Linked DNA regions of Homo sapiens: region 2 is linked to region 1. The links are chromatin contacts, found by Hi-C or POLR2A ChIA-PET in ENCODE. All regions are on one chromosome and are shown on one strand. Each heading gives the region's core, a stretch centred on a gene start or an enhancer-like site at or near the end of the contact. The rest is flanking DNA. Distances are from core to core; before and after follow the strand shown.

Region 1 (3,415 bases), core at 775-3,274:
ATATGAATTTAGGGGGGATGTAAGCATTCCATTCATTTCACCATGTATAGCCTATTCTTCATTGATCCCATCATACAGTTTCTGATGGTTCTACTGCCCTAAACTCTGCCCATGCTCCATATCTGCATAACAACTTCTTACCCATCCTTCCAAATCTACCCCGTACACCATCTCCTCAAGATGCTTTCCCTAGTGCCCTGCTCTCTTCTCTCTCAGTGGAGAGTAATCTATGTACAAAACAAAAAACATCACACTTATCAGATTTGCTTAAGTATTTATCCTTTTATAATTGGTATTAGAATTTTTCTGTATTTGCCTTCTGCTCTAAAGATCCAGTTCTTTACAGTGTAATATCCTAGGACAGGTATCAGTTATATTCATCTCTGTATCCCATAATGCTTAGAACTGCTTCAAACACTGTAATGCAGGTGTCTCCTAGATGATAAATGGGGGAAAGACAGAGAGAAGGAAGGGAGGGAAAGAGAAAGGAAAAGAAAGTCTGAATGAATAAATTGCATTGCATTGGTTCTTTCAAGGGAGAAAACTGACCAAATTCACTTGAAAACATAAAACAAAATACCCAAATTCACTTGAAAACATAAAAAGGATTTCATAAAAGATGTCATCAAGCCGGGTGCGGTGGCTCATGCCTGTAATCCCAGCACTTTGGGAGGCTGAGGCGGGCAGATTACCTGAGTTCAGGAGTTTGAGACCAGCCTGGCCAACATGGTGAAACCCCGTCTCTACTAAAAATACAAAACTTAGCTGGGTGTGGTGGCAGGTGGCTGTAGTCCCAGCTACTCAGGAGGCTGAGGCAGGAGAATTGCTTGAGGCCAGGAGAGGGAGATTGCAGTGGCCCAAGACCATGCCACTGCACTCCAGCCTGGGCGACAGAGCAAGACTCTGTCTCAAAAAAAAAAAAAAAAAAAAAAAAAAAGATGTCATCAATTTTATAACGTTTCTTTCTCAGCTGTTTGGAGTTTCCTTTTTAAAGGCACTTAAGTGCATGCATCAAATGGTACAATAGAAACAAAAATATAAGCTAAAAGCTGAAAAATAAATTCAGGGGCCTTTTGGTAGGTCACGACCCCCCCCTTTATCCCTGCTGCAACAACAGCAGTAATGTGGAATAGGTGTTTCAACCCATTGCACATGGAGGAGTTTGTGCTTCCCCACACCTTACCCTACGTACCTCAGCTGATAGGCTCAGCAAGAGGTAAAAACAGCCATGGGACAGAAAAAAATCCAGTCCTTTTATGGGAGATGGCATAGGTGTGTTTGGAGAGAGGCAGTCCTTGGTTCAAATCCTGAGCATGGTTTTCTTAGGTCTGTGACCTTGAGCAACTCATTCAACCTCTCTGATTTTCTCTGTTGAGTTTCCTAACATCAAAATGGAGTGACACCTATTGTGGTTGCCATTGTTATTACTGACTGCCCTGCCTCATCCTTCTTTTAAATGACGTGATGCCTTTTGGGTAGAAGGGAGGCTGTTGCAGTTTTCCTGTTGAAAGGGGAGTTGCAACTGCCCTGTGATTCCATGGAGACTTGTGTGTGTGTGGAAGGCTGGAAAGCAAAGGTTGCAGTAAGTTTGTGACAGAAGCTTCCCTGAGACACCTGGAGACCCTTTGGCTTTGAGCAGAGCTGCTCCTGGACGAAGGAGAGCAAGCCTTGGGGACTAGACTGAAGTCGCCGAGAACCCGACTACTAAACAGTGCTGAGGGGACAGCCTCTGGGGACTGCATGCAGCCAGACCCCGGGATGTCTCATGTGATCCTCCTTCAGGCCACCGGAAGTGCAGTGGGCGTGGCCAGGAACAGAGCGGGAGAGCTAGCAGCAGGTACCTCCAGGGGAGGAGCGGGTTATAAACCTGGTGTAAGGCACGCCGTCCAGGACTCCCAGAAATACCGAACGAGAATCGTGAGAAAGTGGAGGATGAGGGAGAGTTCAAGGGATCACAGCCTGGGGAGAAGAACCATGGAAAGCTGGACATTAAAATTTAATAGTATTTCATTTTCTACTCCAGGTGGATGAAATCAAGGCTTGCTGCTGACAAAATATAAATCATGCCATATGATGCCAATTCTAAAATGCCATTAATTGTAAGTTGTGCCATCGATTTAAATAAGACTTTTTTGAAAAAAAAATTTACTCCTAACATTAATAATAAACAATGATCATAAAAGAAATCCTGAATTTAAACTCCAGTCAGCATCTGGCCGGCCATGGTGGCTCACGCCTGTAATCCCAGCACTTCGGGAGGCTGAGGTTGGAGGATCGCTTGAGACCAGGAGTTTGAGACCAGCCTGGGCAACATAGTGAGACCCCATCCCTATTTAAAAATTTTTTTAATTTTACATATTTTATTGTATTGTATTTGATTCTTTTACAAATTTCAGTAGGTTTTTGGGGAATAGGTGGTGGTTGGTTACATTAATAAGTTCTTTAGTGGTGATTTCTGAGATTTTGATGCACCCGTCATCCAAGCAGTGTGCACTGTACCCATTGTGTAGTCTTTTATCCCTCCCACCCCATCCCACCCTTTCCTCCAAGTCCCCAAAGTCCATTATATCATTCTTATGCCTTTGTGTCCTCATTGCTTAGCTCCCACTTATAAGTGAGAACATACGGTGTTTGGTTTTCCATTCCTGAGTTACTTCACTTAGAATAATAGTCTCCAATTCCATCCAGGCTGCTGCGAATGCCATTATTTCGTTCCTTTTTATGGCTGAGTAGTATTCCATTTTCTTAATCCACTTGTTGATTGATGGGCATTTGGGTTGGTTCCATATTTTTTGCAATTGCAAATTGTGCTGCTATAAACATGCATGTGCAAGTATCTTTTTCATATAATGACTTCTTTTCCCACCTACTAGTGGGATTGCTGGATCAAATGGCAGATCTACTTTTAGTTCAAAAAAATTTTTTTAGTTTAAAAAATAAAATTAAAATAATAACAATAATTTAAAAAGGGCCAGTTGGTGTGATGCATGCCGATAATACCAACTATTCAGGAGGATCACTTGAGGCCAGGAGTTGGAAACCAACCCAGGAAACATAAGGAGACCCCATCTCTATTAAAAAAAAAAAAAAAATCCTGGATTCAGATAGCATAAACTATAAACTGTAACAAACAAGTATCAAAACAGAGAAAATGTGATATTTGTACCATTTAATAAACTTCCCTTTTATTCAGTAAATAAAAAATAAATGGTACATTTAATGCTTTGATAATTGTGAAGATCCTTACAAACATTACTTTTACATTTTGAAATGTACATATACAATTTTACGTGAAGTTTTTGAACAGAGGTAAAGATGGAATATAAAATATTTTGATCAATATTCTTTCCCACTAATTATGATAACTTTATTTGTAATGTACACTATTTGAGAAGTAACTGTCAGTAGAAAACAA
Region 2 (3,656 bases), core at 657-3,156, 43 kb before region 1:
AATGTTCAGAAGTAATAGGAAGTATGAGAAACATGAACATTTGTGCAGAAAAGGAGGAATCATAGAAATAAAACTTCAGACTGTTGTGCAAACGGGCACATTGCATATGCTTAAAGTTAAAAGGGAGGAACCAGGGGAATGTGATCAGATTAAAATAGCAAAGCAATTAAAAATTTTACATACAAAGCTTAAAGGCAAACTTAAGAGATTGTAGTAACCACAGCAGGCATAATCAGCACTCAGTAGGTGTTTACTCTGTGTAGGATGATGTTACTGTAGAAGCAAAGGCCCTACTGACAGATCCAAAGCACAGGTGGAGACAGTGACTTTTTCATCACAGCTCAGAGTTTTGATAAAGAATAGAGATGGATTTATTTACTAACTCAATAAAACACTGCTAAACACTAGGGGTACAGAGATGAATTTAATATGGCTCCTCCCCTCAAGGAGCTCCTGATCCAATAGAACAAGCAGACACTAGAGTCCAATGAGACACTAGCTACCAAGAGCAAGGGCAAGAAACATTAGATGTAGGGCTCCACCCTGATATAGTTTGGATCTGTGTTCCTGTCCAAATTTTGTGTTGAATTGTAATATCCGGTGTTGGAGGTGGAGCCTGGTGGGAGGTGATTGGATCATGCGGGCAGATTTCTCATGAATGGTTTAGCAGCATCCCCTTTGTCCTGCCCTTGGAACAATGAGTTATCTGTCAGATCTGGTAGTTAAAGAGTGTGTGGCACCTCCCCCTCGCTCTCTTCCTCCTGCTACTGCCATGTGAGATACCTGCCCCTACTTTGCCTTCTTCCATGATTGGAAGCTTCCTGAGGCCACCCCAGAGTCAGAAGCCGCTATGCTTCCTGGACAGCTTGCAGAACCGTGAGTCAATTAAACCTTTTTTCTCTATAAATTACCCAGTATCAGGTATTTCTTGATAGCAATGTGAGAGTGGACTAATACTCACCCAGTAGACTTCCCGGAGCCTCCCGTCTTCTAGCCCTCTTTTATCAGGAGAGGATGCTGGATCCATCCTGCTGCTCTTTGGCATTCTGGGCACTGTGCTGCTGTGAAGATGCCTTTAACACCTCCCCACCCTAGTGAGATCATCATCATTGATTGCTGCAGTTGCATCCCTGCTGTCACCACCACTTCCACCACAGGTGACCAATCTTGCCAGATGGACCTTGCTGTTATTACCAACAACTTTGACGGGTCTATACCTCACCAATGTTGGAGCTCTCTTATTGGTGTCCACAGTGGTTGTCTGGCTCCTAAAGATTTTTTGTGTGTGTGTAATTCTCTCTCTAAAGCAACTTGAAATACCTCTACTGTGTTCAACTTTGAATGAGTTTTGTAATCACCTAGTAGATGGGATTAAGAAACATACAAACACATATTCTCACTCTTTACTCATTAACCTGAGTTTCACTGTTCTGATCCCTGAGCAACAATCCCCAACTCCTCCATGTCAAATCCAGTCCAGAGTTCTCAAGGCAGCCAGGCAGACTTGGCTTTCCCCAGGGACCCCAGGCCTATGTGCTTTGCTATTTTATTATGTAAGAAGGAAAAGCACCTAAAATGTGAGCGTTAGTGAATGAAAGGTGATTGTGTGACGATACCTCCAAACTTACACCAGCAAAAGAGAGGAAATAAAAGTTAAGTTCTCCACATGTCCTTTTTACTAGAGAATCCCAAATCACTGTGACTCAGCACCTGTACTTTGTGGTCATTTGTACCTGATACTAATTCTATTGTGACTCAGACGTTGCTCCAAACAAGTTTCCTTGTCACATCTCGCCACTGTTGTTAGGAAAACACGTTCAATGCAGGGGAACGTATTTGTTATGCTAGAAGCAAAGAGGGAGAGAGCGAGTGCACAGCAGAAGCAGGTAGTCATCCAGTAGAGATCAAAGTTCCCTTGCAAAGGGAATTTGTCATTGGTGCACACTCCCTTATTTAAGCTTTTGCTGATTCATCGTGCACTCATCAAAGCTGCACTGAGCTAATATTTAGAAATTCATTTGCTATAGAAGCAAACTCCAACATCAAATCCTTAAGTATGTGACTTGATCTATTCATACCTGGGTGTATACTAGTCCTGAGTTTAGGCACATATACCCACCTACACACAGCAGTGCTGAAAAAGCGTGACTGTAAAAAACTGGGGTGATAACTGGACAATGAAGTGAGGTCAATGAAGGGTTATTTTATATAGGAAATAACCCACAGATTGGCCACAAATCTCCTCTGCATTGACATTCATATGTATACATACACATTCTCACATGAAAACTCTTTTAAAAAAACTTTAAATTAGGGAAATTGTTGAAATTTGAACTAAGATGATAGTGAACAAGAAGCCCACAGAATATTAATAATTATCTTAATTTTCTTTCTTATTATTCAAAGTATATGCTCTAAAACTGTACTGAGGTACATCAAGTGCACAAATAGTAGTATGGAGTTGATGTTTTTTTTCCATATACATGTACCTATGTTACCACCATCTAATTCAAGATAGAGGATATCTCTGATCTCTTAGCTGGAGAAGACCGCCTCATGCCACTTTCCAGTAAATATCTCCCCATAGAGTTAATAGTATTCTGACCTCAATCACCGTAATTCATTTTGTCTGTTCTTGAAATGTATATAATTTAAATCATACAGTAAGATACATATATTTAATTTTTAAAAATACATTTAAAATGTACAAAAGCCATGCCTCACTCCTGGCTCTGATCCTCAGCCACCTGTTTTCTCTACCCAAAGGCAACCAATGATACTACCTTTCTTTTTTTTTTTTTAGATGGGGTTTCTCCCTGTTGCCCAGGCTGGAGTGCAGCGGTGCAATCATAGCTCACTGCAGCCTCACACTCCTGGGCTCAAGCCATCCTATTGCCTCAGCCTCCTGAGTAGCAGGGACTGCAGGTACACACTACCACAACCAGCTAATTTTTAACTTTTTTATTTGGACAGAGTCTCACTTTGCTGCCCAGGCTAGGTATCACCTTTTTGTTCATCTCTACAGAAATATTTACTCATATACACAAAAATGCATATGCATATACATAGTTTTCTTCTCTTGAGATCACTTTTGCAAAAATTATAACAATCAGGAAATTATTACAGTGAATGAGATCTGAACTAACCAACCCCCATCTAGCCTTTAACCTCCAAACTGGCCTTAATTATTCCTGGGCTTATGCCAAGATAACTTTGGGAGACATTTAGTTTAGAGTTTAAATGGTAATAGTGCTTCCCCAAAATTATACCACTTTGTAAAGCTAAGGAAAGCTAATCCATCCACCAGGTTATTAGGATGAGAGGAGCCTGAATTCTGCTAAGGTGTAGACTTAAACGATTACCAGCCATTAGTCTGGAGGTCTCAAAAATTGCAACTCCCCTAATTACTCCCGCCGATAACATCACTATTATAGAACCTAAGATTGGCCTTTTGAGATGTCTTTTCAGGTTTCTGCATTTCTGACGACCAATGAACCAACGTCTCCACCCAGGCCTGCCAAACCCCACTAGCCAGTCCTGTGGCCCTACCCAGAAGCAGACTCCCTGGCTCCCCAAACCACCCTTGAAAAACTCTAGCCTCCAAATTTTCAGGGAGATTGATTTGAGTAATAACTCCATCTCCCACGTGGCATGGC

What was found. A loop is a pair of places that touch in the nucleus more often than their neighbours do. ChIA-PET counts read pairs that join two places held with the same protein, here RNA polymerase II (POLR2A). Pooled maps may share reads with other maps.
Region 2: a loop to region 1 is called in a map with no recorded cell type, with 2.4 times the contacts of the local background. The contact joins the enhancer-like site here to the promoter of KILH in region 1. A Hi-C loop is called at or near these places in 3 of 168 maps with a recorded cell type or tissue (Right ventricle myocardium inferior, heart left ventricle and mammary epithelial cell), 3 of 37 single-sample maps with no recorded cell type and 7 of 50 pooled maps. POLR2A ChIA-PET finds 5 or more read pairs at or near these places in 7 of 52 experiments (HepG2, MCF 10A, OCI-LY7 and 4 more).

Annotation. Positions count from the first base shown.
Region 1 is chr6:53,571,884-53,575,298 of GRCh38, reverse strand. It overlaps KILH (KRT19 interacting long noncoding RNA in hepatocellular carcinoma), which reads left to right and starts at 2,024. Exons shown (of 4, transcript NR_110840.1): 1 at 2,024-2,099. RefSeq lists an enhancer at 1,765-2,265.
Region 2 is chr6:53,614,106-53,617,761 of GRCh38, reverse strand. No RefSeq gene overlaps it. Among named protein-coding and RNA genes, the nearest start is that of LINC01564, 12 kb to the left of the region's middle. RefSeq lists an enhancer at 1,152-2,351. Within about 2 kb of position 1,906, at least 8 of the 41 ENCODE cell types and tissues checked have a DNase peak (open chromatin) inside an H3K27ac peak, as active enhancers do; they include PC-9 and mammary epithelial cell, where a contact is called at or near this core.